Linked DNA regions of Homo sapiens: region 2 is linked to region 1. Evidence: chromatin loops called from intact Hi-C (ENCODE). Cell type or tissue: CD14-positive monocyte. All regions are shown on one strand. Each heading gives the region's core, and the rest is flanking DNA. Links, peaks and the distances in the headings are about the cores only. Region 1 has its middle 130 kb from the start of VAPA. Region 2 has its middle 200 kb from the start of VAPA.

Evidence for each region. Peaks named below come from ENCODE experiments on the same cell type or tissue, not always from the same donor. Only the 100,000 strongest peaks of a DNase experiment are listed, where the experiment ranks them.
Region 2: it touches region 1 in a loop (2.0-fold over the local background); 1 of 110 quality-filtered maps calls a loop at or near these places.

The regions. Positions count from the first base shown.
Region 1 is chr18:10,039,386-10,054,832 of GRCh38, forward strand. No RefSeq gene overlaps it. Among named protein-coding and RNA genes, the nearest start is that of VAPA, 130 kb to the left of the region's middle. RefSeq lists an enhancer at 4,651-5,192 and a silencer at 12,867-13,161. In CD14-positive monocyte, for the core only: no CTCF peak of the experiment used is centred there; no DNase peak of the experiment used is centred there.
Region 2 is chr18:10,108,501-10,123,947 of GRCh38, forward strand. No RefSeq gene overlaps it. Among named protein-coding and RNA genes, the nearest start is that of VAPA, 200 kb to the left of the region's middle. In CD14-positive monocyte, for the core only: no CTCF peak of the experiment used is centred there; DNase peaks (open chromatin) are centred at 5,441 and 5,961; H3K4me3 peaks cover 1,175 bases; H3K27ac peaks cover 2,500 bases.

The DNA.
Region 1 (15,447 bases), core at 4,294-6,793:
AATCCCAGCACTTTGGGAGGCTGAGATGGGTGGATCACCTGAGGTCAGGAGTTTGAGACCAGCCTGGCCAGCATGGTGAGACCCTGTCTCTATTAAAAATACAAAAATTAGCTGGGCCTGGTGGTGGGTGCCTATAATCCTAGCTACTTGGGAGGCTGAGACAGGAGAATCACTTGAACCTGGGAGGCGGAGGTTGTAGTGAGCCGAGATTGCGCCACTGCACTCCAGCCTGGGTAACAAAGAGCAAAACTCCATCTCAAAAAAAAGAAAAAAAGAGGATTAGAGAGAAGCTGGAGCATCCTGGCACATGGCAGTGATGAGACATCAGGCTCCTTCCACTTGACTGCTGGAGAGCAGTTGTGTCATCTGCCCCCAGGTTTCCAGTGGGGCTGGTGGTTGAGGACACCCATGCCCCATCAGCAACTGTGCCCAGGCCTCCTCAGCAGCTGGAGGTTATTCTCGGCTTCTCTTTTCCACGTCTTGACTCTCAACTCAGTTTCCTCAACTGCAGAATGGAGATAATGCATGGCCTGCCTCCTCCATAGTGATTTTGAGTTTACTGTATTTGTATATATCTATATTGGAGTTAACTTTCATTGGGCTAGTTGACTTCATATTGAATTTTATAGACTTACACTGTCCAATACAGTAGCCACTAGTCACATGTGGCTATTTAAATTTAAATCTAAATTAATTAAAATTAAATAAAATAAGAGAGTGACATCTGTGAAAATGAGGGAGTAAGGATCTTCAAAAATTCCCACCTCCGTACAAGCAATGAGAACAGTGGCAAAAACTGTCAGAATCAACTTTTCAGGACTCTGGAAGTTAACCAAAGGCTTGCAGCAACTCGAGAAGTGTTTGCTCAAGAAAAATGTCTGAATCTTCATAAGAACAATGAGTTTTATGATGTTTTAATTTGCCCTATTTCCATACATACCCTTATCCCCTGGTCTCCATGGTAGTCTTGAAGATATGCAGCCTTCAATTACAGAGAAAACCAGCAGCCACTGGAGGGGGCAGAATAGGGATGGAGTGCCTTCAAAGGCCTATTTCCAGAGAGTTGTCAGCATTTGACCTTTCTGTTGGTTCCCTGGAAGATCTCATTCTCAAGGCTGTCTTTATTTGAGTTGACTTGAAGCTTTCCAAGTGTAAACAGACTTTTCTCCAGGGCTGTTTGTCAAAAAAAAAAAAAAAAGAAAAAAAAAGAAAAAAAAATCAGAGGCAATTATTGAACATCTCAGCGACCTGGATAACAGTTCACTGGATAACAGCTGGGGCAAATAAAAGGCTGACCAAAAAGCTTAAAAAGAAATTTGGGAAGTGAGACGTCCATACAGACTTTGAAAAGCTCCAACGTATTCCTAGGTCTCTAGAGAGCCATATTCATGCCCAGGGCTGAGCACATTCTCAGGAAAGACTGGATAAGGCCATGAGCTCTCATATTTGACTAGCCTTGAGATTCTGCACAAGTGGGAAGTGAACGATAAGGCAGAGTTGTAAACAGCCTGGCTGAGTCACACTGAGCAGAGACTGGTAGACTTATTGGTTCCAGGCACTTAAAGATGGCCTCTTTCTAATCATTAGCTGATCACAAAGCTAACCAAACAGAGATTTCAGTGGCCACAACAACAAAGGACATGGAATTTACATAATTAGTTCAGAAAAATCACCAACCAAACAAGCAACACATAAAGCAATGAATAACAAGAGCAAAATACTCTAGGGAGTGAGGTGTGGGGGGGATCTGATTTTCAGAGTTTCCATATTATATTTGCAAGAGGACAGATCCCTAGATGCCCTTGGCCAATCCAGCTCTTCCCCACTCTTCTTGTAATTCTTGGGCAGAATGTACCAAGGATACAATGTCCAGAGATAAGGAGAAAATGTCTGGAACAACCACAGCTGTGTCCTTATTCCTCCCAGAACAGGATGTTCTGCAATGCTCAAGCTCAGCAAACAAAGTGACATCCAGGGTATAAAATGCAGAGCAGAGTGCTTTCAGGGTCCCTCAGCTGGGATTTCACATGGGGCAAGCACAGATGAGACTCCATCTGCCCTGGGCAGCTTTCCTGAGCCTTGGGGGACTGGCTCACCATAAATCCTAAGCTTCTGTTTATCCTTGCTGCCTATTTGTGAGTAATAAAATCTGCTTTGCCTGACTTGTGTGAGTGTTCTGTTTCACCAGACTAGACTTAAAAGCCTTTGCAATATTATTTAAAATGTCTAGTTTTCAACAAAAATTATGACACATGCAAAAAATATGAAATATAGCTTTATAGAAAGGGGACAATAGCAATTAATAGGAACTGTGTCTGAGGAAGCCCTGATGTTGGACTTAGTAGATGAAGACTTTAAATCAATTACTTTAAATATGCACAAAGAGCTAAAGAAAATTATACACAAAGAAATAAAGGAAACCATGAGGATCTCTCACCAAAGAGACAATGTCAACAAAGAGGTGGAAATTATAGAAAGGAAGCAAATAGAAATTCTGGAGTTAAAAAGTACAATAATTTGAAATGACACATTCACCAGAAAGTTTCAAAAGAAGATTTGAGTAAGCAGAAGGAATAATTAGTGAACTTAAAGATAGATCAATGGTTATTATTCAGTCTGATGAGCAGAAAGAAAAAATAATGAAGGAAAATGAACAGAGATTAAGACACCTATTGAACACCACTGAGTGGGACCAACATAAACACAATACAATCCCAGAATGAAGAGAGAGAGACAGAAAGGGCAGAAAAATATTTGAGGAAATAATGGCCAAAAACTTCCCAATTTGATTTAAAAACCATTAATTTAACATCCAAGAAGCTCAACGAACTCAAAATAAGATAAACTCAGGCTGGGTGTGGTGGCTCACACCTGTAATCCCAGCACTTTGGGTGGCTGAGGCAGGTGGAACCCTTGAGCTGAGGAGTTTGAGACCCACCTGGGCAACATGGTGAAACCACGTCTCTACTAAAAATACAAAAATTAGCCAGGAGTGGTGGTGTGTGCCTCCAGTTCCGGCTATTCAGGAGGCGGAGGTGGGAGGATTGCTTGAGCCCAGGAATTCTAGGCTTCAGTGAGCCATGTTTGTGCCATTGCATTCCAGTCTGGGCAACAGAGTGAGACCATAAGACTCTGTCTTCACACCCCCCAGCCCCCCAAAAAAAGACAAACTCCCACACCTAGGCATGCTATAATAAAACTGTTGAAAGCAGTAAGAGAGAAGTGACTCATCACATATAAGACATACGTAAGAAATATTTTCATCGGAACCCACGGAGGCCAGAAAACAGTTGGATTACATAGTTGAAGCACCAAAAGAAAAACACCGTCAACCAAGAATTCTACATCCAGCAAAACAATTAGTCAAAATTAAAGAAGTAATTAAGGCATTTCCAGATAGACAAAAACTGAGATAATTTGTTGCCAGCCGATTTGCCCTATAGAATATAATATACAGGCTGAAATAGAAGGTCATTAGTAACTTGAAGAAATCCATATTAAGAAATAAAGGGCACAGAACCAGATAAAGGTAATTACATAGGTAAATATGGAAGGAAAATATAAATGTATGTTTCTTTTGAACTCCTTTTATTCTCCTATGTGATTTAAAAGACAACTGCATAAAACAATACAGATTGATCACATTCTGATTCTTTTTAGTCTTTATGTAGATATAGTATCATATGGGTCAATCATAGTTTTCCATGTGCCTATAGATTGCTGTTTTCTGCCTTAAATTTTCTTAAATTAACAAATTAAAAAATTGCATATATTTATTGTGTTCATGTTGTTTTGAAATATGTATATATTATGAAATGGCTAAATCAGCTAATTAACATATGCATTACCTCACATACTTATTTTTGTGGTAAGAATACTTAATACCTAGTCTCTTATGTTTTTTGTATTTTTATTATTACAAATAATACTGAAGTGACCATCACATAGATGCATTGGCATACTTTTGTGAGTGTTTTACCTGTAGGGTAAATTCTTAGCTGAGAAGTTTTGAGTCAAAGGCTATATGTAGGTAGAATTTTTATAAGTTTTGCCTATTGATTTCCCAAGAGGATGCTCCACATTACATTTCTGTTAATAATATATGAGAGTGCCTATTTTTTTACCCTCACTAATACTTGGTATTATTAATCTTTTAAATTTATATCAATGGACAAATACATAATATTTCACTTACATTGCATATATTTATTTTTGAATTAGGTTGAGCATATGTTCAAACATTTTTGGCCATTTATATTTCTGTTTCTGTGAACTGTTTATTGGGCCTTTCATAAGCCTATTAATAGCTGGTTATCTTCTTATTTAGTTGTGAGAGAAAAGCCAGATTTTGGGGGATCCTAGTTACCCTATTCAACTTCGGGGAAAATTCTTGATCTCAGTTGGATTCCCTTCCTTTGTCTGTGGAATGGGAGTGGATGAGCATGCTTTATGGAGGTGTGCGGTATGCCTCGCACATCTTTGGTGCTCAGTGAGCATGAATCTCCTTCCCTCTCCAAAGCGGCAATGGCTTATGTTGAGCTCTGCTCCAAGTCTCTCTGCCCTCCTCTTCTGCCAGCGGCCAGGGAAAGCACTTTGCTTTTAAGGGCTCCTGCAACTAGGTCAGGCCCACTGGACAATCTCCCAATCCAAAGGCCAACTGTGCCATGGAGTAGAACCTAATCATGGTGTGATATTTTGCCACACTCACAGGTTCTGGGGATTAGGCATGGCATCCTGAAAAGGGGTTGTGCTTTTTAGAATCCTTCCTATTCATACCATGGCCTTGGGACTTTTTCTTTCCTTTTTTTTCAAATACAGACTTGGGTGGAGCCCTGCTAGACAGAGTAGGTGAAAGTGGAGCTGCTGTGGGTGGAGACGGGAGGGAAGGCTGGGGCTCCCCTGGTGGGAGCCATCAGAATGTGATCAGTCTGCATTGTTTTATGCAGTTGTCTTTTAAATCACATAGGAGAATAAAAGGAGTTCACTCAAGGCAAGACCCCAACAACTGAAATCTTCAATTTGAATGTTATGGGTTGAAGGCATTGAAGGCTACTTCTTGGATCATGGGCTCCACTGGACAGGGTGAAGCATCAAACCGTTGGCACCTTTCTTAAATAGTTTATTTTATTTTATTTTTTTATATACATTTTAATTTAATTTTTCTAAAAAATATTTGTTTTTCATCTTTTTTTATACAAACTTTTGCTTACCCTCTGCTTTTAAAATTTTTATTTTTTATTTTTATTGTTATGGATTTAGGGATACAAGTGCAGCTGTGTTAAATGGATATACTGGGCCAGGTGTGGTGGCTCATGCCTGTAATCCCAGCACTTTGGGAGGCCAAGGTGGGCAGATCTCCTGAGGTCAGAAGTTCAAGACCAGCCTGGCCAACATGGTGAAAGCCTGTCTCTACTAAAAATACAAAAAATAGCCGGGTATGGTGGTGGGTGCCTGTAACCCAGCTACTGGGAAGGCTGAGGCAGGAGAATCATTTGAACCCGGGAGGCTGAAGTTGCAGTGAGCTGAGATTGCATCACTGCACTCCAGCCTGGGCGACAGAGTGAGACTCTGTCTCAGGAAAAAAAAAAAAAAAAAAAAAAAAGAGGATATACTGTGTAGTGGTGTAGTCTCGGCTTTTAGCGGACTCACCACTGACATAGTGTTCATTGTACCCTGTAGCTAGTATTTCATCTCTAACCCCTCCTGCCCTCAATGTCTATTACTCCTCTCTGTATGTCTGTGTGCACCCGTTGTTTAGCTTCCACTTGTAAGTGAGAACATGCAGTTCTTGGCTTTCTGTTTTTCTGAGCCATTTCACTTAGGATAATGTTAGCAGTTTATTGGGGTAGCTGTTGCTGAAATAGGGTCCTGAATGGTTCAGCCACAGGACCAATTGGTTTGGATAAAACAGGAGAGAGAAGCACCAGATCCTGATGTAGCTGAGGGGCCGCAGGGAAAAATCCTGTGACATCAGGGGGCTGCCTGCCACTAAAGGGAGCCCTATGGCAAAGAGGAAAACAGGTCTCTGGGTGTGAGGGCCAGGCCTGGCAAGACGCCGCATGGGACGCAGAGCCAGACAGACAGAACGCGGACAGAACGCGAGCAGCTTTATGAAAGGCCGCTGTGTGCCGCACTGACTCTCCAGGGGGGCAGGAACCAGGCCTGGAGGCGACAGGGCCTGGAACAACAGGAGAAACACAGCCAGGAACTGAGCTTAGCTACAGCAGGGACAGACATCTTCAGGACACTACCACCACTGCCATCCCCACGAGGTCCCCGAGGCTCAGGACTGGACGCCAGAAGCGGCCTCGCAGAGGTCAGGGTCTCCAGCGTGCACCGGCTGGAAGCCCGGATCCCCACCCATGGCTGCCGCCTGTTGCTCCTCACATCAGCATCTAACTTTTTTAGTTTTGCCCATTTCACTTGTTTGGCAGCAGAGGCGAGTGGGAAAGGCAGTGTTCAGATTCCCACCTCTGTGGGACAGGAGGCCGGGCCGAGGAGGCTGGAACAAACGGGTGTTGAATCAGCCAACTTCAGCATGTGCCGTTCATGCCAAAGGCAGGCTTCTCCTTCGCACTGTAATCAATTAAAAACCTGTTACTGCTGCAAGGGCAGCGCCTTTTAATTGCGATTCCCAGTAAGAGGTACATGTAGCATCATGACCTGGTATACGTGCACACACCCCAATCCCCATGTAAATAATACTGAGCCCAATGTTTCATGAAACAATGCCTGTACAGCCATGTACTCCAATATAGACAATTACATTTAATTTGTAAAAACTTGATTATAATTTCACAACCCACGAATGGGTTGCAAGTAGTAAGTTGAGAAATGCTTTTCTAGGGCTTGTTTGGACTTCACATAAGGGATTCAAAGCAGTTTCTCTCTGTATCTTCAGAATTCTGGCAGAATCAGGCCTCTGGATGTTCCAGGGAGTGTCCTGGTTCCCTGGCTCTTACTACAAGACAGCAGTTCAGATCCATGGAACGTCTCGACTGTTCTGCCTCACGGTGACTTGATCCATCAACTGAATAGGACAGCATCTGATTAGATTTTAGAGGCAAGAGCGTCGGCTCTTCCTACTTTCGAAGATTTTCTTTCGGCACCCACTTGGCCTCATGTTACCACCCCTTTCCTCTCTGGAGGAGCTGGAGAGAATGGCTGGATGGATGCATTTGGGGGAGTGGCTGAGCATGCGCGGTGAGATCCACTCTTCCGCGTGAGCTGCGTGCAGGGAGTTCTCTCCCACCCCCCACCTCTCTCCCCCACTCTACCTTGTCTCCCCAGGCAGCAGTGACTGTCTGTGGGGTCCATGGGGGCCTGCCTGCTGTCCAGGTCAGCCCTCTCTGCCTCTTATCAGTAATGAGCTGATGTTTGGGTTCTCATCTCTCACTTCTTACTCTAATTCCCAATTTATTCATGGGGAAGACAGAGGCTCATTTACTGGGACTTCTTCAGCAATGACACTGGTCTCAACTTATTGGCAGGGAAAATGAAGCAGAGGATCCCAGATCCCACAGTATGTTAATGGAAACCCAAGGCTAGAGGCCAGCGCCCCAGGCTTCCAGCCCCAGCACATCTCTTGAGTACTTTGCTGGTTCTGATGTGCCACAAATACTAAACAATAGCAATGTCCTTGAGGCAATCCTTGGAGACCATTGTCAGCACTTTGAGGTTTCTATCTCCATTGGGCTTGCAGCAGATGCAAGTGGAAAATGGTGATAAAAACCTACTGCCCTGTCCTGGTTTACCCAAGGTCCCAGAGCCACTCTAAAGCCATGAGGTGGTTACATACAGGCATGGATCCATCTGTCCCAAGTGCTTGAAACAATGCCTGGTAGATGACAAGCCTTCAGTAAATATTGGTAGAATTGAATGAGATCATTAGACCATTAAAATACTTGTTTTTAATCACTTCTAAGAGGTTTCTAGGGTGGCTTCAGGCATTTCTTCTTATTTTCAATCCCTACACCATCCTACAATGATTCCCCTTTTATGGATGCGAAATTGAGGATAAGGTCAGTTGGCTGAGTCATGCAAGACCACACAGCTGGTAAGCCGCTGAGCTGTGATTCAGATCCCAGGCTGTTTGACTCCGAAACCTGAAGGCTTTTATTTATAACGTTCTGATATTGCGGCCACAGACATCAAGCTGGCCATGAGAGAAATCACCATAAAGAGAGCCCTGCTCATGTAGGTTGCCTCTCCACGCATCAAGCAAGGGTGGCTTTGACTTTGGGAACTCTATTGGTACAAAGCAGTAAGCCCAGCCGTCGGCATGCAGAGCTGTTCCCATCTGTACCAACGAAGCCCAAAGCTTCCGAACGTATTCCATATCCACGCTGCAGCGCCTGTCTGCAGCGCCTGTGAATGCCAAAAGGCACTTCGGGCACGACTTTTGTAAAAAGGAGTATTTTCCAAGTTCAAGTTGAATAGATATTTTGGAAAATACATTCTGTAGGGTTCTTCTGGGGGTCATTTTGAGAAAATCTCACATACCCTTTTCTGTGGTCCCTTTTATTTAGTAACACATGCACGCACAGACACACGCATGTGCACAATGATGGCGGGCTGATGTGGCAAGTGTGCCTGACGCTTTCTGTTGGGTGGTCTTGAGTGTTGATACTAGAGTTTATGCAGCAGCTGGGTAATTAATTGTTGGAGAAATTGCCAAGGATATTTTCAAACAGAAGCCTTCCCCCACCGGCCAGTTACTGAATCGGGTGTGAAGGACTGAAAGACAGCCTCCTCCTCTGGCTGAGATGAAGCCTGACCCTCGACTCCTTGAGGACTCAGAGTCCCCCAGCCCTGTCCTTGTGTTCTCAGGACAAGAATATGCGAGATGCTATGTAATGGTGTGGAGACTTTAGAGACACAAACTAGATGCAGGTATTCAAATTAAAGGCATGAAATTGACTACAGAAGCCAGCTCTATTTAAGTTCACATAACTAACTAGGGGTTTTCAAACCTTAGGGTGTGTGAAGTCACTGTGAAGCTTGTTAAAATGGAGATTCCTGACTCCTACTCCCAGAGGGGTTCTGATTCAGTTGACCCGAGCTTCAGAAGTTTTAATTTTTAATAAGTAGCTCAGGTTCACACCAGAATTCCACCTGTCTGGCCAACTGGGCATGTCAGAAGAGGCACAACAGGTATACACAGGGGTGAACTTCCTGAGCTTTGGGCTTCCTAAATCAGACACATTACAACTTTATTTTAAGGAAAAAATGGAAAAATAACTTGAAAGGACCAAATGGAGAAATGGGTTGAAATTGTGGTTCATGAACATAATAAAGTATTGTGTGGCCAATAAAAATAACACAGGTACACTCATAATATGGAAACAAGAAAAAACATGCTCTCATGGTGATTACAGTGATGTGGGCAGATTATGGGGAGGTAATAACAGAAATAACCTGATTGTTCTCAATAGTATTTAATTTCCTCTACTCAATTATTTTGTAAAAGTCTTCAGTACAAGCTCAGTATGAAAATATTGTGTGTTTTGCATTTTGCATTAATACTGGGCTCTGTAACAAGTAGAAAGAAGATGTAATTCCTATCTACAAGAAGCCAATGGCTATAAGATGAGCAAAATGTCAAGAAATCTAGAGGTGGTGTAGAAAAATTGCAGACTTTTTGGCCAGAAGATTTGTGTTTAAGTTTCAACCTTAGTACCAAAGTGGACAACCACTGGCAAATATTTTAACCTCTCTTAGAGCCAGTTTTCACACCTTTCAAGTGAGAATAACAATAACTACTACCTTAGGAGTTGTGATAATGGTACATGAGGCTAATAAAAATAAACATACCTTATAAGCTATAAAATGCTATTAAATATAAATGTGTTTTCCGCAAAGCAAAACAGTGAAATGTCAACTTAAGAAAACTTTCCCCTTTAAGGTTTTTTCACTTATGAGATTAGAAACCCATCTTTGGCTTGATTAATAGTGAGTTCTTGCAATCAAGCATCTCTGAGACTTGTGTGTGTCAGACAGCAGAGAGGATACGATGGCATCCCAGGGTCAATCAAGCACAACGTGCACTGTGGTCCTGGCATGCACTATCAACTGAAGCTGTGTCCACCAACAAGCCCATGCTTGTCTTTGTCTGTAGAGGGTGATGGAAAAGCCCATTGGGGAGGGATGGACACAGTCACCTGGAGTGTCCATTCACTTTCCTCCTCCCCAATGCCCTGCACACAGATTGTGCATCCAGCTCTGGCTGTGGACCTGTGGTGTCGTGATGACCTGGGACAGAGAGCAGGAGGACGTTCCCTTTGGTGCCTCTCATTCCCTATGTGCTGGTTAGCACATCATTAGGCCTGATGGAAGGCTCTGCCAGGCCCTCCCCCACCGAGGGCCCCATCAACAGGTGAGTGGGGTCCATTTTGCTGGAAAGACTCTGGAAGGCTGGAGAAGAGACTGAGTGCTCTCTCTCTCTCCTATGGGAAGGCAGTGAGCTAGTGCCCTCTTGGGAATGCAGTGGGAGAACTCACCAGATGCTTCCAGCAAAGCCGGGAAGTGCTAGTGAATTACACGATGATTTCCACACTGTTTATCAAAGATCTTCTGCTCCAATATAAAGCTCCCAAATATGGTATTTCATGATGTGGCTGAGATGTGGCCAAGTGTCCAAGACACATAAATATTTATGAAATAAGCAAGCAAATGCACTTGGAAATGCATTTCTGCCTCAGTATTAATGCGGTGGTCATTGGCATTGATTCTCAAAGTGAGGCCATTTTATGGATCATTCCCAGCAGGGACTAAGAAAACATATCAATGTCCAGAACTTTTAAGATCCAGGAAGCACAGGGGGAGAGTAATATTTTCCAAGGGAAGGTAACATTTTTACACCCAGAGAGTCAGGAACCCCATTCAGTGCTGAGCACAGGAGAATTCAGAGGCATTAGCTTCTGTGAGACTTGGGTTCGAGTCCTAGCTTTGGTCCTCTCTGTGACTATGTGCAAAAACTCCACCTCTCTGAACTTCAGTTGCTTTGTCTATAAACGCTGTCCATGTCTCATGGGGTTATTGTGACGATTAGATGAGATAATATGTATAAAGTGTCTGGCCAATATCATGCACTCCTTAAATATTAGTTTTCCTTTTCCTTGAATTATTGTATTTGTTTTGAAAACCTTGGGTTCTACCAAATCTCACATTCCTTCCCCAGGACGTTCCTCTCAGTCCTGGTGTGTATATGCAGTGAAAGTGAATCCACATGGTCTTCACTTGTGTCTACTAAAAACATCAAAATGTTATTCCAGAAGATTTGTTTGATGTTCAAAATACTAAAGCGGCAGCACTGAGTGGCATGCTCTGAAGATGCCTGTCTCGCTGGATTTTAAAGTGGCACCAGTCAATGCCTTTAGCATCCCTCCACTTACAGTGGTCCTAGAGATAACATGGGCTTATAAAATAGCAAAGCCTGGCACATGATTGCACTTTTTGCTGTAAAATGCTTTCACAAATATTTTCCCATTTAATCACAAAACAGCTCTGTGTGTGTGTGTGATCAATGCAATTGTTGTCCAGCCTTACAGATGGGTTTAAGTAGAATCTCAGAGGTTTCACGCCACTTGTCTAAAGGCAAAAAGCTGATAATTGGCAATAGTAGGTTTCAGATCATATTTTCAAAGGTAGAGCATCCCACAGCCACCTGGAGCCTAGAAATTAGAGGCTGTTCAACATGATTCATCTCTCCCTTTGCCTTACTTTTTCTTGGTTTCCTATGGGAATTTCCACAGGGGTTTTAGCATTTAGAAAGATCTCGTGGATTCATTGCTCAATGAGCAAAGTCACTGAGGGCCGGGCTCAGTGAAAATTTTGCAGGCTGAATAATTAAAAAAAAATCTGGGAAGGATCACAAAATTGAGGGCCAAATGGGACCTTCAGAGGTGCTCTCATTCCTGGAGGCATTCAGGATTTCATTCCACAATTTTGATTGCAGTCCTGCTGTGTGCCGGGCTCTGTGCAGAATCATGACAGCCAGTGTCAACCATGGTGGATGTAGTCCTAGTTGTCAGGACTTTAGGGCCAGTCTTCAGCCAGCCCTCTAAGTTCACAGGTGAAGGAAGAGACCTGAAGAAGGGAAATTACCTTGCTCCAGGCCACGTGGCTGGTTAGAGGCAGATTCACACTCGTCCAACTCCGGCTAAGCTTCACCCCACTCCCACCAAGGCCACTGAATTTAGAAGAGAAAAGACACCCAACGCAACTCTTTCCTCTATGTAGCAGTGGGAAAAGTACAAACGCCCATCTTCCTGGAGAGCTGTCCCAAAGCTTTGGATTTTTCCTCTGATCGCTATGACATGGTTCATAGTGTCCACTTGATGGGTACTCGTGGAAGGAAAATCAGACGTGTTTCCATGGTCCTCACCTGGTGGCTAGGTCTGGGTCCCACTTGCTCTCAGCAAGTGGCCAATGCCACCCCTATGGTCCTATGGGGGCTGGGGAAGCCTCTCAGTGCGCACTCCCCGGCCACCTCTTCATACTTGGGAAGGTCCAGTGTGCCCTGAGCCCCATTGCTCCTGTCTCTGCTTGGGACCACTGCTTTCCAGGGGAGGAAGGCCAGCTCCAAGGAAAGTTCAGATTATTTTAGGTGGGGCCTCATAAACCCAGGAAACAGGAAAATAACCAAAAGAAAAAAAATCCCCCTGCACAGATGGGGGATTGGTCCTAAAACATCAGGCCCTGTTCTGTCTAAATCAAGACATCTGGTCACTTTTTTTCGGCAGGACAAAGACTCTTTTTTTTCCCAAGCCAGGATTTTATGTCTTTAATCTTTTCCAGAAGAAAAGAGTTCTCATTACGTCTGCATCTTATCACATCACTGTATATCATAAAGATGCCGTTATCGCCTCTTCCTTCTGATTAACTGGCCCTGAGTGATTCTAGCCAGTGTTATTAGCTGTGCTCTAAAAACAATGACACTAGTATCACCCAGCCATCAACAGAGGTCAGCTTCATAGGCACTGTTGAGTAATCCACAAGAATCTCTGCAAGCTTTTCATAATAAACAATGACGAGAACGGTTCTTTGTCCAAACCATGGCTAAGAGAGCCTTTCTGCGCAGATATGCTTTGGCACCTGCAACTGGAGTTTAAAAGCCTCCAGCAAGCTCAAGTCCAACATGTGGCCTCACTCGTTGGCTTGGTTTCCTGAGTCAGAACAGCAGAAGGGACTGGAGATGTAGCACCTGGTGTCTTAGGTGGCCAAGCAGCAAGCAGGTGTTATCCCTTTATAAATTAACCATCCTTTGGAAAGGAGCTTGACAGAGAAGAGAGGTTTTGTCTCCAAATTTTAAATGTGGAAATAGAAACAGACATATGGATATTAGAATAACGTGCAAGGGGCCAGGCACAGTGGCTCATGCCTGTAATCCCAGCGCTTTGGGATGCTGAGGTGGGAGGATTGCTTGAAGCCAGGAGTTCGAGACCAACCTGGGTAATAGCAAGACCCCATTTCTACAAAAAATAAAAATAAAAAAATTAACCAGGCATAGTGGTGTGCCCCTGTAGTCCCAGCTACTCAGGAGGCTGAGGTGGGAGCACATAAGTCCAGGAGCTTGAGGCTTCAGTGAGCTATGAGTGCACTTCTACACTCCAGCCTGGGTGACAGGGCTAGATCCTGTCTCTAAATAACAAAAAAGAATGGCATGCAAGAATGACCATGATAGCAGTGATGACTATGATGAGAACGATGTGCTGACAATGCCAGTCACTCATTTCACAGTAGTGCCCTGATGTGGGAAGTACAGGATGGACGCTTGGGGAGCAGAGCACAGCGTAACTGACCCCATGGTCAGTAGTTTTCAAACATGGCTCCCTGTTAGACTCACCTGGTCTGGCCAGCCTACCCACCCCCAGCACCCCAGGGAGTCTGATTTAATTGTTCTGGGTGAGAATGGGGCCTGGGCATTGGTACTGAAACTCTCCAGGAGACCTTCCTTTGCAGCCAGGGTGGAGAACCTCTCCCTTTGATGAAAATAACCCAATCAGGTGGGATCAGGAAGGAACGCAACAGTCAGTGCCTTTTCAGCTCCTTCAAGAATAGGCAAGGTGAAAAGCGAGAAAGAGGTATATTAGTCAGGGTTCTCTAGAGGGACAGAACTAATAGGATATATATGTATATATATACACACACGCATATATATACACAGACACACATATATATACACACACATATATGTATACACACACACACACACGCATATATATGTGAGTTTAGCAAGTAGTATTAACTCCCATGATCACAAGGTCCACAATAGGCCATCTGCAAGCTGAGGAGCAAAGAAGCCAGTCCGAGTCCCAAAACTGAACTCGGAGTCCGATGTTTGAGGGCAGGAAGCATCCAGCAGGGAGAAAGACGTAGGCTGGAAGGCTAAGCCAGTCTGGCCTTTGCACATTTTTCTGCCAGCTTTATATCCTGGCTGGACAGGCAGCTGATTAGATGGTGCCCACCCAGATTGAGGGTGGATCTGCCTTTTCCAGCCCACTGACTCAAATGTTAATCTCCTTTGGCAACCCTCGAAGACACACCCAGGATCAATACTTTGCCTCCTTCGATCCAATCAAGTTGACACTTGGTATTAACCATCACAGATGGTCTAGGAGAAGGGAACAGGAGTTGGCGTGAGGCCTAGAGGTGAGGGACAGATGCCTACTAGGAGGAGCTGGGGCCATGGTGCAGGGTAGGAGCATTGCAGCTGAGTCGGGACAGGGTGAGAGTGGAGATGGAGGAGCAGGTAGGGGAGGGGTGGGGAGGGCTTTGTAGGACAAGCTGCAGGGTCTGCATGTCCTCCTGAGAGCTAAGGGAAGCCACTTTGGTGGCATTTCGCAGGGTAGATGGCATCAGATACATATATAAGTAAATAAATAACATGATTGTGGCTGCAATAGGGAGAACGGATTGGAGAGCCACAAGGCTGGAGGCCAGAGGCCAGGGAGGAGGCTGCGCTTTAACCCGGGTGAGAGGGGATGGTGGCCTGGGCAGAGGGAATGGCTGCAGAGAGGGATTCACATTATACTAGGAGCCGGAACTGCCATTTCACAAGGAATTGATATGGAAGGTGAGAGGAGGAGTCAGCGTTTCCCAGGTTTTCCTGCCTTTCTCAGGAAACGCAGTGCCCCTGCGACTCCACACTCACCACCCCCTCACACTCCTTGTGGCCCTCCCCCTGCGCTAATCTCCTGCTACTCCGAGTCCACCAAATCCTAGGAGCAGCAAGGCTCTCTCCTGAGAAGCGATCCCCTTCCAGAAGATCGCAGCTGGGTGAGTCCCGTGTAGGTCTCCTCTAGGACTATGTGCCTTTTAATCCAGGAGCTCCACCATCTTCCCATTTACTTCGAGAGGGCCATAGCACACAGAGGTGCTGGCAGGGCCAGGCCTCTCCCCGCATCACCAGCGGTGACTCTACCTCCTTCCAAGCTTCAGGATGCC
Region 2 (15,447 bases), core at 4,360-6,859, 69 kb after region 1:
CTTGGAGATTCTATTTTGTGCTCCCCTCATCCCTTTCGAAATGATGATGACACATGGAGCACACAGATTCCACTGCTTCTCTCTGCTCTAACTCTCGTGTTTCCAGTTGTGCTTTCCTATTATATCAGTAAGAGCCTCTCTTTGAACTAAAGCAGGCTATAAGGATGTAAGGATTTGCATTTTGTTATGCAGGAGATTTCTTTGCATTTTACATCATGTTTCTCCACCTCAAGCGTGTGGAGTTGAGTTCATCATACTTCTCAGCTCATGGTAACTCAGGGTTGAAGGGGAATTCTGAGTTTAATATCCTATTGTAAGCCAGCCCATAATGCAGACGGCTGATCTCTTTATCATATTGTCTCCTGTTTGTTATTATCCATATTCTTTTTTTTTTGAGACGGAGTCTCGCTCTGTCCCCCAGGCTGGAGTGCAGTGGCGCCATCTCGGCTCACTGCAAGCTCCGCCTCCTGGGTTCATGCCATTCTTCTGCCTCAGCCTCCCGAGTAGCTGGGACTACAGGCACCTGCCACCACGCCCTGCTAATTTTTTGTATTTTTAGTAGAGATGGGGTTTCACCGTGTTAGCCAGGATGGTCTCTATCTCCTGACCTCGTGATCCGCCTGCCTCGGCCTCCCAAAGTGCTGGGATTACAGGCGTCAGCCACCGTGCCCTGCCTATCCATATTCTTAAACATTGAAGATAGTCCAATAGTATTTAGAGCATTGGTTCTGCCTTTAGCTAGAGGAGGAAAAGAAACTTCCACTCAAGTCAGAACAAGTTCTACTCTTCCAGATCATCAAATTCTGAAAGGCCGAGTCTCTTATAATCACCTTCTAGTGTATTTAGTGATCCAATTTATTGCATTCATTATAAATGTGGACAGCTCTACAGTTATATCATTAGTGTTCATTCAATCTAAAATAGCTCAAGACCATTCTGCAACAAATTAGCAATTATAAATATGGCCTTCTACCAATCTTAATAGAGACAGTCCTATATTCAACAGTAGTAGGTAGTTGCAATAGTTCCTTTCCACGCGTTTACTTATTTTCTCATTTACTTATTCAGTAAACATTTGAGTGTCTACCATGTGTTGTGTCTGTTACCAAATGTGGAGATGACTCCCAATCCACCACTTCATTATTTCCCCTTCACTGTTCAAATGTGGACGTGTTGTCCACTGCTCCCCTGAGATGGGTCTAAGACCTCTTGGTCCTCCCAATTGTCAGATTTAATAGAATCCTTCACTGGTACCATGACTCAGGGGTGGTGGTTACTGTTGATCACCCTCTCCTTGAAGTGCTTCCCTTGACTATTATGAGATTTTGCTGGCTCTTCTAAGTCTCTGATGACTTATCTCTTAAATGTTGGAATTCTTCAGAAATCTGGTCTTAGTCTTCTTTTCTTCTAAAGCCTTGCTCACCGTTGGGCAATCTCACCCTAAATGCTGATGCCTCCGACATCTTTCTTTCTAGCCTGACCTTTCTCTGGAGATTGGACCACTGTGCTCACCCTCTCCCTGGGGCCACCTCTCAGTCTCTCTCCTAAAATAAGTCATCATCTTTCCATACAACTCCTCTTCCCATATTTTCTGTCCTGGTTAATTGTGATTGTCAACAAAGTCAGTGGATCCATTGTGGGGTTGGTCCATGAGATAAATGCTGCAGGAAATATTTCCATCTTCCTTTCCACATCGTCACTTGTGTCAGTATTGATTGTGAGGTGGATAAGAGTGGCGTTAAAATGAACCACTAATGGTTGGTCTTTTCTAATATACTAGAATAATTTTTCCTGAAAAAAAGTAAGTCCCTTTAGCTTGAACTCTTGAGTGAAAGAGAGAGAAGTGGAGTTAAGACCGCTTTGTTGGCGGGCCACGGGAGTATTCTGCATCTTTGAATGACTTCTGGCCTGGGTGTCAAGGTAGAGGAGAGTTTTGGAACCAGTTACGTTTTGGCCTATACCTGGGAGTTTGTCAGTCTTGGATTCAATGTAGTCAGAATATAGAGGTGGTAGAGCGTCAGGAGAGCTCCTGCCCCCATGGTCTCATCTCTGGGTCCCTCAGGACATCCTTTCCACATGGCTTCAGGCTGTGCAGAGCTGCACAAGGTGGGCTCTGCCTTTGCACAAACTCTTGTCTCTGCTGGAAGTACTCATTCACTCATCTTTTTTTTTTCTTTTTTTTGAGACAGGGTCTTACTCTGTCACCCAGGCTGGAGTGCAGTGGTGCAATCGTGGCTCACTGCAACCTCAAACGCCCAGATTCAAGCAATCCTCCCACTGCAGCCTCCCAAGAACCTGGGACTGCAGGTGTGTGACACAGTATTCGGCTAGTTTTTTTACATTTATTTTTTGTAGAGACAAGATCTCACAAAATGTTGCCCAGATTGGCCTCGAATTCCTGGGCTCAAGCTATCCTCCTGCCTCAGCCTCCTAAAGTGCTGGGATTATAGGTGTGAGCCACCATGCCCAGCTTCATTCATCAGATATAAAGAAAAGGAATGACCCAGGAATTCCACTCCTAGACTTATACCCCAAATGATTGAAATCAGGGACTTGAACACCAATGTTCATCACTATTCACAATAGCCAAAAGAGGGAAGCAACCCAGTGTGTCCATTAACACATGAGCAGAAAAACACAATGCGGCATGTGCATACAATGGAACGTTATTCAGCCATAAAAAGGAATGAAAACAGGAAACATGCTACAGCATGGATGAACCTTGAAGACACTATGCTAGGTGAAATAAGCCAGACACAAAAGGATAAGTATTGTATAATTTCATTTATATAGAATATCTGGAATAGTCAAATTCATGGAGTCAGAAAGTACATGAGAGGTTGTCAGGTGCCTGGGGTGGAGACAGAGGAGTAGGCAGTTATTGCTAAATGGTTACAGAGATTCTATTTGGGGTGGTGAAAAGTTTTGAAAGCAGAGAGTAGTGATGGTTGCACAACCTTATGAATGTAATTGATGCTGCTGAATTAGACACTTAGACATGATTAAAATGGCAAAATTTATGTTACATATATTTCACTGAAATAAAAAACTATAAATGGAGGGATAACATTTACCATGACGGATATTAGTGTACTTGTAGACCTATGTGCATGGAATTTCTGGGCCAGGAACCATGCTTGATTTAACTGTGTGTCCTTGAAGTTCTGCACATTGGAAAGGCAAACAAGGAGGGTTTTGGAGCTGGTCTTGCACAGCCAAGCAATGAGAAGCATTGGTTTCTTATCCTGTAAAAGAGAACTTTCATTTTTAGTATGCTAAAATTCAGCTGCAGAGTTGGTCAGGCCCCTTTTTTGCTCTAAAAATCTGGCATTTTGTGATGTTCTAGGGTAGAAGGAGCAGAGAGGGCTGAAATCTGGGTACAGTGTTTTCTGGAGACAAGACTTGAACTCACCTGGAGGCTGGCATGGTTTGTTGAGGGCACAAATGCAGCTGGACTTGGGAAAGTGAGCTCGGGTCTTGCTGGAGAGGACTGGGTTCTCAGCTCAGCGCTGCCAGTTGGAGAGGCAGGGACCCGTCCTGGAGACAGTGGCTGACCCATGCACCCAGAAAACCTGACTTTCTCTTCTCATGCGACTGAACTCTTCCTGGACAGCCTGCGGGAGGCACACGTGACCTGCAGAGGCACCAGCCTTGTGGCTTCAGGGCTGGGCAGGCGCTGCCCCTCGGGGATTGTAATTATGTTGATCAGAACTGTCTTTTCCCTGGGGGAAGGAGGGCCCTTCTTTTTCTTCTTCATTTTTCCTTAAAAGAAATAAAAGACAAAAACAAAAAGGACTCCTCTTCATTTCCTTCAACGTGCTATGGCATCTTCGGAACTAGGGACTTGAAACCTAAAGCTGATCCTAATTTCTGATGGATAGAATGTGCGTTTGGGGTTCTTTTCCACATCAAATTAAATCTGTCTTGGACTGATTTCCTGGAAGTGTTTTTCATTAGTATAATAGTCCTCAGCTGAGAGATCACAGGATCAGATACTACAGAAGGGGAAATGCAAACTGGGGATCATCAAGTCCATCCTCCATGGAGACAGAGACACTCAGTGGCTGCTTTTGGGGGGACTTTGCTAACGAAAAACTGTTCCTTCTCTGGGCGTATTCCTAGGGCAGGGGCATGGGGCCTGGTGAGCCACCTACTTTAGTAGTTAAAACCTTTATTCTTTTGTTTATTGAAACTATAAGCAAGAAAGAAATTGGGTTCAACCAACCAACCAACCAACCAATCAACCAATCAACCAATCAACCATCCAACCAATGAAGTTCGTCATGCACCCACCAGCTGCCAATCCTTCAGTGGTGCCAGGAATATCATGATTAATCAACAAAGTCTTAAGACAGCGAAGTTCCCAGGAGGAGCCTTCAGACACTGAGACAAAGCTCCCTCAGTATTTAATGACTCTCTTCCTGGTCTCAAATGTGTCCTTCTGTGTAATGCATATGTCCACCCTGTGCCTCACCTACAGAGGGTTCCTGAATGATGGAGGAAATCCTTCTGAAACTCTTTTCTCCCCCACTTCTCTGATATATGACTTGTTTACTGCAGGCTGTTAACAGCCTTGAGAGTGTCTTTAATCCTCAGCCAGGGTCTTTAAATATAATACATCAATAACAGGTAATTATTCACTTTGAACTCTTTGCTCCTTTCCCCCATACCCTGCGGGGCGAGACTTGCAACTTTTAAGCACTGTAACAGATTCTTCCTATCAAAGTGTCAAAACTCATAAGGCCCATGTCAAGGAATTTGTTTGCTTACTTTAATCTGCCTTCCCTCCTCCCTCCTTTCCCTTCTCTCACTGCAGGCTTTGTGGATTACTGTACGGAGGGCTAGTTTTCATCCTTGTGTGTTTTCTTTAAGCCAGCACCACCTTGGACCCTGAAGCATTCGCCCCCACACACGCAACCTTGTGGCCCTGAAGAGTTGCATGCAGTTGAGTTTGTTGCTCCTGGCCTGTCACGTTATTCCTGTTTTGAATGTGTGCAGGAACATCCTGTCAAATTCAAAACTTCCTTTTGCCCCAAACCAATCTTTGATCTGGGAGGCCTGGACACAGCTGGCTCAGAGCAGCTCATGTTGTGTGTGCTGGTGCCTGCCCTGGTGCCTGCCCTGGGAGCCCTGTCCCAAGCATCTTGGAGCAACAGGGGTGTGTTTGTCCTGTTGGCTGGGGTGGTGATGGATGGCCCAGTTTGCCATTGGTCCAGCCCTGTTCAGAAGACAGCTTTGTCTCCAGGGAGCTCTCCCGAGGTTCTTGGGCTCTGTCTGTGGCTGTGGATTTATCTCTCCATAGGAAGCCACTTGCAACTCTTCCACATGTTTCTCTCTCCAGCAAGTTGGAAGAGCCAAATGATTGCACTAACTTTATTGCTAAATTGTTGCATAAAGTGGTGCAAGTCTGGTTTCCTGTTCATAAGAAATCTTTATTGCCTGCCCAAGTCTCCCTTGTATGTGTGAAGGGGTTTTCAGGACACTCGCTGAAGTGCTGCATGATACAAATGCTGTTCACTCAGAAAGAGAAGGTTTGGGTGTGCGGAAGAGAGGGTCAAAGAGTACTGTCCGTATTTCCTACCTCGGGCTCTCCTGAGGCAATGAAATCAATGGTGAACCAGGAACTCTTTCTAGATTTAAGGATTTTGCCAGGTTTAACTGAAGGGAAACATTAAAATTGTTGCCTGATATTGAAAAAGTGACCCACATTTCCATACCCAAATAATCAAAGCGGATAATTTGGTTCTGTGATGTTCTTCAGGTAATTTTCTTAATTGCTAATGATATAAATTCACTTTGAACATAGAACTAACAAGATCTAACAGGATGTTCTGGAGTCTCGCTGGGGAATAGTGGCTAACGAAGTTGAAACTTTTGCTCTTAAATTTAATTTCATCCTTGACCTTGCCAGTGACCTTTGGCCTATTGCTTCCCCTTTTGATATGTTTCCCCACGGTTATGATGGTTATACAATATCAAAGGGGCCTTCACGTGTCATCAAGAACTTATATGATGAGCAATGTGTTTATATTGAAGAGCATTGAAGAATTCAGACACTGTCTGTACAGGATGTCAACATATCCTTCATTTTAATCGATGTGTTAAAAAATCAGTGTTTGGATAGCATGATGGTCAATGAACTAGTGGGATGACTGTATTTTTCTTTTATCCAACAGTTGTTGTGGCCACATAAGATGGTGCCTAAATGCTCTACATACATAATTAATAATGGTATGAAAAGCAAGGGCACCACGGAGCGCTAACCTTCATGGAGGGTTTGTTTGCCCATGAATGCAGCTCAGCAGGGAGGGTGCACTCAGCTCTGTGAAGAGAGGAGTCAGATTTAAAGCTCCCTCTGTTTTGGAACCTTGGGCATGCAGAGGAGCATCTGGTAGAGAAGACATCCAGCATTCCTGTTCCTCTGCTTTGTGATTCTTTCTCTCACTCCTATTGCAGCCTGATTACAGGTTAGGCTTCCGCAGACTGCTCTGGCCAGCCAGGGGCTGGAAGATGGGGAGTGGCAGGAGGGGTAGTGGATCACGTTTATTACAGGCCCAGGGGTATTGGGATATTTCTTTCCTTCGGTTAATCTTCTGCAGCTTTGTTAGCAGCTTAGGGAACTGTAGGATGCTTTTCATCACCACATTGGCTTCCCACAACTGGCAAGCTTTCTAGGTGGGGAACTGTCAGAAACGTGGAATTCACCAGCATGATTTCCTGAAGGAGTATGAATGGTAGCTGTAAATATTGATTGATTGTTAGTTTACAGTGTCAAAATGAGTTGTCACATGCTTCCACAACCCCACCATGGTGCCTTCCATCAAACAGATAGTTTATGTTTTTAATCATCAGAACTAATCTGTTAATATAAACAGAAGACAGCAGATTTTTTCAATAAAAATAGAATAAAAGGGATAACTGATTGTTTTAGAAATAATGGTTTTAATGAATCTAACTAGAAATAAGTAGGTATACATATTTAAAAAAGAACCGACATAGTTTACATACATTAGGAAGAGTTGTATGATAGTACACACAAAAAAGCAGAAAGAGCTGGGGCCAGCTCCATACATACAAAGGAGCCTAAGCAAATTATAGACAACCCCTCAAATTATAAACATGGGGTTATTAACACTCTACACATTTCTAGAACTTAGACCATGAGATCAATGTTCTGGGTGGGTCAGAATTGTGTTCAATTTTTTGGTGCCTCAATTTTAGGGAGACATGAAATCAAGAGCACCAAGAAAAGACAAGATGATGAGGGGGTCTTAAAACCATCTCAATTAAGGAATAGCTAACGGGTTTTATCTGGAGAAGACCGGGGGAATATGAGATGTTGGCCTTCAAAGAGTTAAAATACTCTTGCAGAAAAGGGAGTAGATTGCTTTCCCGGGAGAATGGCTAATATTTCAGGAGAAGAAAATTCCTTTCAATGTAAGAAATATCTGTCTCAGACTACAGCTTTCCAACTTTGGAGTGGAAGTTGCTGTTAGGTAGTGAGCTCCTGTGCACTGGACACTTTATGAATGTAGGGGTGCTGGGGAAGAATTATTCACATATTAAAAGGGAGTTCAGATAAAATTATATGAAAGCCCCTTTCTTTGAAGCCAGGTGTGGGCTGGCTGCCCGGGCCTTCCCTTCTACCTTCTACCTTTTGCTAGAAGATTCCCAGCAAACCTGCTCCTCTTGTTCATAGTATTATCATGAAGATTAGAAGAGTGTTAAAGACTAAATTTTAAAAGACAGTAAAATCATGACTCTCACACAATCATAAAATGAACATGTGCCAAGGATTTTATTTAACTCGATTAATGAGGAAGTCACTCGATATTACAACTGGCTCAAAAGAGAACTCAAGATCCACACATCTATAGTCAGATAAAGAAGGACTGCTCAACATGGTGAAACCTTGTCTCTGCTAAAAATACAAAAATTAGCCAGGCATGGTGGTGGGCACCTGTAATCCCAGCTTCTCGGGAAGCTGAGGCAGGAGAATTGCTTGAACCCAGGAGGCGGAGGTTGCAGTGAGTGGAGATGGCGCCACTGCACTCCAGCCTGGGTGACAGAGCGAGATTCCATCCCAGAAAAAGAAAAAAAAAAAAAAAAAAAGGAGGACGAAATGAACTTACACATCTTACATATGCAATGGAGGCAAAATTGGTCAGTTTCTACAGTGTGATAGTCAGTTGCATTCCACTGGACACAATTTGCATTTCTACAGACAGGAGTAAGTTGCATCACTCCCAGTTTGCTACAAGTTAACTTTCACCTCTACAGAGTTGTAAAACACTCTAGTCAAAGTGGAGGAGCATACCCCTGAGGCATCTCTAGGATTCCATTGAAAAGACCGCCAGTGATCTTTTTTGTCCAGTTCGAAACTGTCCACATTTTTCCCTACATGAAGTAACCTCTCACATAGAGGTTTTCCCCAAAGTTCCTGACAAATGATGTGTGCTCAGTAAACATGATTTATTGTTGATCATCGTTGTGATTCTTACCCAAGTGTCCTGGGGAAGATGCCGGTGGCTGATATGAGGTATTCTTTGACCAAGGTCAGGATCACCATTTTTTCTCTTTCCTTTGGAAATATTATACACACATCAGGCTACCTGCTTTTTCCTATCTTTCATCTCCCACAGACAAATGCATTTAATGTTAAAAAAATCTTTGTTTCTAACGTGCATATAAAATCCTCCTTTTTCTTGTTCTCTTCCAATTCTCTTTCAGTTTCTTATTGTAGGAAAATGTCTCTATGCTTCAAATTTCTAGTTAAGCTTAAGAAAAATTCTAGTGATCTTCCTTTCTTAAGGAAAGAACAATTGTAAGTTTTAACTAAATTTATAAATGATGAAGTTTAGATTCGGTCATTTCAGCAAACAAAAGCTAAATAACCATTGTTTTGAGTTACTGAATACTCAAACATTGACACAGGAATAATACAAGTTGAAAAAATATATTTTAACTTACATTAGATATATAAATGCAAGTTAAATATTCACACAGGTATGCCTTGCCATTCTTATATGAGCCCTGTTGTCCATGGTTCTGAGTTACTTTTGGATTTGGGGGCAGTGTTGTTTCTCGTAACCATGGTCCACAGGTGACCCGTGTCCAGCTTTCTCAGAAACTCAGACCCAGGTTACGAGGAGGCAGCAGAAGAGAATGGTGGGCATTGCACAGAAACCATTGCCACTGAAAGATTGCTAGGAAGAAATTCAGACAGTGTTTCATATAATCCAATATCAAGTCATCAAGAAAGAAACTACGGTTGACCATAATGGAAAGATCACATTGCTAAAAAAAAGTAAATTGTTTGTCTATCAAGTGAAACAAGTCTGTGCAAGTGTTGACTAGGCCGTGGGTTCTCTGGGTGTTGGGGCAGACACCAGTGGGGATGGCAGGACATGGTGTTGACAGCTGACTTGTGCCAGAGGACTCACTGCTATGATTTCTTGTGTTGATAAGAGTCTGCTTTTCATTGTTCTAGAACAATGGAATTCAGACTTATATTTTGTAAGTTTTGTAGCCATTTTTTGCGCTTTTGAAAGTTTTATCCTATTTCTGATAATTACACATGACTTTTCCGTGTCTGTGAAGCTGCAGGAAAGCACATACCGGCTCCCCTCAGGCCCTACCTGTCACTAGGTTTCTGACCAATCTCATCGTGTACACGGGCACAGCCAGAATCCCCCCCTCCCCCAGTGACTTTATGGATATATTGGGAAGATCCTAGAAATATCTGCAGAATCATTATAAACACCTCTTATACTGTTTAAAATGCAAGATGAGGAACATTCCTTCTATACCTAACTTGTGGAGAGTTTTTATCAGGAAAGGATGTTGAATTTGGTCAAATGCTTTTTTTCCATTTTGAGATAATTATATGATGCTCTTCATTCTGTTAATATGGTGAATCACATTTATGAATCTGTGTATGTTGAAACATCCTTGCATCCCAAGGATAAATGCTACTTAATCACAGTAAATGATCCCTTTAGTGTGCTGTTGAATTTGGCTTGCTAGTATTTTGTGGAGGATTTTTACATTTACATTTGTAGAAATATCCAACATCTTTACACGATAAAAACTTTCAACAAATTAGGTAGAGAAGAAATATCTCTCAACACTGTAGAGGTCACACAGGACAAGCCTACAGCTAACCTCACACTCAAGATTGAAAAGCTGAAAGCTTTTCTTCTAAGATCAGGAATAAGACAAAAACATCCACTCTTGTCATTGCTACTCAACAGGGTATTGGAAGTCTAAGTCAGAACAAATAGGCAAGAAAAGGAAATAAAAGGCACCCAGGTAGAAAAGAAAGAAGTTAAATTCTCTGTTTGCTGATGACATAACCTTATATACAGAAAATCCTGAAGACTCCACCAAAAAACTGTTAGAACCAATAAATGAATTTAGCAACATTGTAGGATAAAAATCAACATAAAGAAATAAGTAGCGGCCGGGCGTGGTGGCTCACACCTGTAATCCCAGCACTTTGGGAGGCCGAGGCGGGTGGATCATGAGGTCAGGAGATCGAGACCATCCTGGCTAACATGGTGAAACCCCATCTCTACTAAAAATACTAAAAATTAGCTGGGCGTGGTGGCGGGCGCCTGTAGTCCCAGCTACTCAGGAGGCTGAGGCAGGAGAATGGTGTGAACCCAGGAGGCGGAGCTTGCAGTGAGCTGAGATGATGCCACTGTACTCCAGCCTGGGTGACAGTGAGACTCCATTTCAAAAAAAAAAAAAGAAATAAGTAGCATTTCTATACACTGACAATGAACTATCAGAAAAAGAAATTAAGAAAACAATTCAATTTACAATAGCATAAAAAGGAGCAAATTTAAACAAGTGAAAGATCTGTATATTGAGAATGATAAAACATTGTTAAAAAAATTGAAGAACATGCAAATAAGTGGAAAAGTATCCCATGTTCATGGATTGGAAGAATTAATATTGTTAAAATGTTCATAGTACCCATAGTTCTTATGGGTATCCACATGAACCCAAAATGTTTATAGTACCTATCTGTGGACTTAACATAATCCCTGTCAAAATTCCAATGCCATTCTTTAAATAAATAGAAATAGAAAAAAAATCCTAAACTTCATAGGTAACCATAAAAGACCCTGAATAGCCAAAGAAATCTTGAACAAAAAGAATAATGCTGGAGGCATCACACTCCATCAATTTCTGAATATATTACAAAGCTATAGTAACCAAAACAGCATGGTACTGGCATAAAAACAGATGCATTGACCAATGGAACAGGGTAGAAAGACCAGAAATAAACCCACACATTTATCGTCAATTGATTTTAGACAAAGATGCCAAAAACAAACAATGGGGAAAGGACAGTCTTATCAACAAATGATGCTGGGAAAACTGGATTTCCACATGCAGAAGACTGGAGTTGGACCCCTATCTTACACCATATACAAAAAAAAAAAATCAACTCAAAATGGATTAAAGACTTAAATGTAATACCTAAAATGGTAAAATTACTAGAAGAAAACATAGAGGAAAAGCTCCGTGACATTGGTCTGAGCAATAATTTCTTGGATATAACCCCCAAAGCCTAGACAAGAAAAGCAAAAATAGATCAATGGGATTACATTCAACTAAAATGTTTCTGAACAGAAAAGGAAACAATTAACAGTGTGAAGAGACAACCCATGCCTTGAGGGAATACATTTGCATATCTGAGAGGAGTGTAATGTCTAAGATATATAAAGAACTTAACTCAGTACTAAGAAAGCAAATAACAATGATTAAAAGTGGGCAAAGGACCCAAACAGACATTTTTCTAAAGAGGACATACAAATAGTCAGCAGATATATAAATACTTTCAACATCACTAATTATCAGGGAAATACAAACTAGAACCACAAGAAGATATCACATGTTACAACGGCTATTGAGGGTGCAGAGAAAAAGGAAACCTTAGATACAGTTGTTGGGAATGTAAATTAGTGTAGCCATTATGGAAAACAGTATGGGGTTCCTAAAACACTAAAAATAGAATTACCATCTGACCTATCAATCCTACTTTTGGGTATATATGCAAAGGATCTGAAATCAGTGTCTCAAAGAGATCTACACTTCCATGTTCATTGCAGCATGCGATGGTTTGGATGTTTGACACAACTAAGCCTCATGTTGAAATCTAATCCCCAGTGTTGGAGGTGGGGCCTCCTGGGAGGGATTTGGGTCATGGGAGTGCATCCCTCATGAATAGATTAATGCTCTTCCAAAATGTGAGTTCTCACTCTATTTGTTCCCACAGGAGCTGGTTGTTGAACCAGTCTTCCTGCTCCCACTGCACCCTGCCTTGCTGCCTCTCTCTCCATGTGATCTCTGCATGCTCAGCTTCCCTTTGCTTTCTGCCGAGTGCAAGCAGCCTGAGGCCCTCACCAGGAGCCAAGCCGTGCTGGCACCATGCTTCTTGTACAGCTTGCAGAATGGTGAGCCAAGTGAACCTCTTTTCCTTGTAAATTACCCAGCTTCAGGTATTCCTTTATAGCAACACTAAATGGACTCAGATACAGCATTAATCACAATAGCCAAGATATTGAATCAACCTGTGTTCATCAACAGATGGCTGGATAAAGCCATAAAAAAGAAGGAAATTATTTCATTTGAGACTTGGAAGACATCAGGCTAAATAAATAAATTAAGTGTGGAGAGATAAATACTGCATGACATCACTTATATGTGGAATCTAAAACAGTCAAACTCACAGAAGCAGAGAGCAGAAGGGCGAGTGGAAGGTGGACAGGGAAAGCAGAGATGTTGGTCAGAGAGTACAAAGTTTTAGTTAGAATGGGGAATATGTTTTAGTGATCCATTGCACAGCATGGGGACTGCAGTCAATAATAATGTATATTTCAAAATTGCTAACATGCTAGATTTTAAATAGTCTCACCATAAATAAATATGTGAGGCAATGGATATGTTAATTGGCCTGATTTAATCATTCTACAATATATACATATAACATCACACTGCATCCCGTATGTACAATTATTATGTCACTTTAAAATAAAATAAATAAAAACAAAAAAACGCAAGTTGATTAAACTCTTCAATAACTTCGTTTTGGACTTATGTATCATTTGAGAATATTTTAGTAATATTTACATGTTGAAAACTTCCCCTAAACATTTTCAATCAAAAACTTGCACATAAAATTTCCCAGGTTCATGTGTAAACATGCACCATTGCTACATGTGTGTCACAGAAGGGTCCACTGATGGAAGAGTCTGTGTTACTGTACTCTCAGTGACTGGGTGTGTGTTTGGCTTGGGGTTTATTTTGTATCACCCCCTCACTCCACTCAAGGGCATATAAGAGGTCGCAGGATTAACTTCTGGGTGTGGATGGAGGCCAACGTAAAGGCTGCTCTACCTATACATCAGGGGACTGCAGGGCTTTATTAGGTTTACCCAGACCTCTTTCAGAGAGATGATGTGTTCACACATGTGGAGCAGACACTGAGTGCCAAAAATACTTCCAGAGTGCTTTGCAACTTTGCTATCTCCTAAATAATTGTAGACATCTATGCATTCTTCAGTAAACTGTGTTTATGTACTGTTCCATGGCAGTGAAATCTCTTTCAATATCTTGGTAGCCTCAGCACCCTCTGTCCCATGTGCTTCTCGTGTGACCCCGGCTGTGGTCTGCAGAGCTGAGCCCGTGGTATTTGGGTCACATAACTGTTTCTGTGCCAACGCACGTTTTCTTTCACATTGCTATTAACTGTGCAGTAAAGAAGGGAGATTGGCTGGTGAAAGTGTCCTGGGTCCTTCAAGGATTACTCAGATTTCACAGTGCCTGTAATCTGAGCTCCCTACACTGAGTGGTTTAGTGGTTATGGTCAGATGTCTGCTTTATCCTAACCTGTCAGCTGAACAATCATGTTTGGGTGTGTGTGTTTGAACAGTGCTATAATTGGTACGAGGGGTTCAGAAACGCCCTGGGGATGCCCTGACATCGGATGGGCACGTGCAGCCGGTATCACAGCCTGCCATGCCATCAGCTCCGTACTTGACATTCAGGCCTGGTGATCACCCCTGATCCCCCAGCTTGAGTCCCCACCACTCAGTTTACCCACAGGAGGAAACTGAGAGCTACAGCTTAGGTGAGAAGCTGCCACTTTCTTGTCTGACACAGCCATAGCTATCATAGGATGGTGAAAAATTGGTGTTCACATTAACAAGAGAGGCCTGATAGAAGAGGCAGAGTTGTTTTGAAGTTGAGGGTCGCAGCTCTTTTACCCCTTAGGCCAGGGAGCTAGGGAGGGACCAGAGAGTGGTATTTGTAAGGCCTCCAATTCCTTTTATTTAAGAAGTGTGTGCACACACACTTTTGCTGTAGCGATTTATAAGCACACTTACGTCTCAGTCAGTCACCGTGCTTATTAAAGACATAAATATTTTACCTCTTAGCAAAGACGAAAATAGTTTTCACAGATTTCCTGGCAGGCAACAACACAACCTAGCCAACCCTTTTCATCTGTAGATTTCAACCTAATAAAGTATTGATCTAGGGAACAGAACTTGTTTCTACGTCCCATTCCTGAAAAGTAGAAAACCAGATTGACCAGGGCTAGGGGGAGGGTTTGCCTCTACCTGAGGATATTCTGAATTTTATGGATGCTTTGTTGAGCAATGTTGAAACTGAAAGCGCTGATGGAATAAAAGACGTCAAACTCTCTAAGGCTTGAGGATGCATTATAGAAAAGAAAACCGCCTTTCTTGCAGGTTTCCTGATTACTCATCTTAATTAGGTATTGCCCTGAATGACAAAACTTCCTCTGGCTCCTACGCCCCTTAACCATTTTAATTCTACAACCAAACCCACAATCACAGCTCTCCTTGCATGGCAGAGGCCTTAGGCTCGGGGTGGGAATCTGGCCACGTCTGAATGCAGACTGTAGAGGTGCAGATACGGCCCTACTGAAGGAGCAAGGCTGGGCACAGAGGTTAGGGGAGGCCGACTTGTCCCTGGGCACGTTAAGAAAGACAGTTCCTCAGTCATCTGGGACTTGGTAGAAAAGGGAGAAAGGAAAGGAGACTTTTTCAAAGAACAAGATAATAATCATGGTCAGCCACTGTGTTAGCACTTCTTATATGTTTTCTCCTTAATTCCAGCCATGCCTGTGCAGTGGTCGCTTCTTTCTTTTGCTGTGTGACTGCGGCCTGGTAGGCTCACAGAGGCTTGGCCATCTGCTTGTCCATCGCCCCCTGCCCAGCTTGCTGGCCTGCGGCTCCTCTCACTCCACAGCCACCAACGCTCCACCATCCTGCACGGACAGGATTCTCTTTCTCTACCCTTCGCTGGGAGGCCGTTGCTTCATCTCCTCTCTGGCTGCTCAATCCAAATCTGTATCTCCCTTCTCTTTCCAGACATCACTGACGCAGGGCCCAGTAAGCCAGAGCTTTT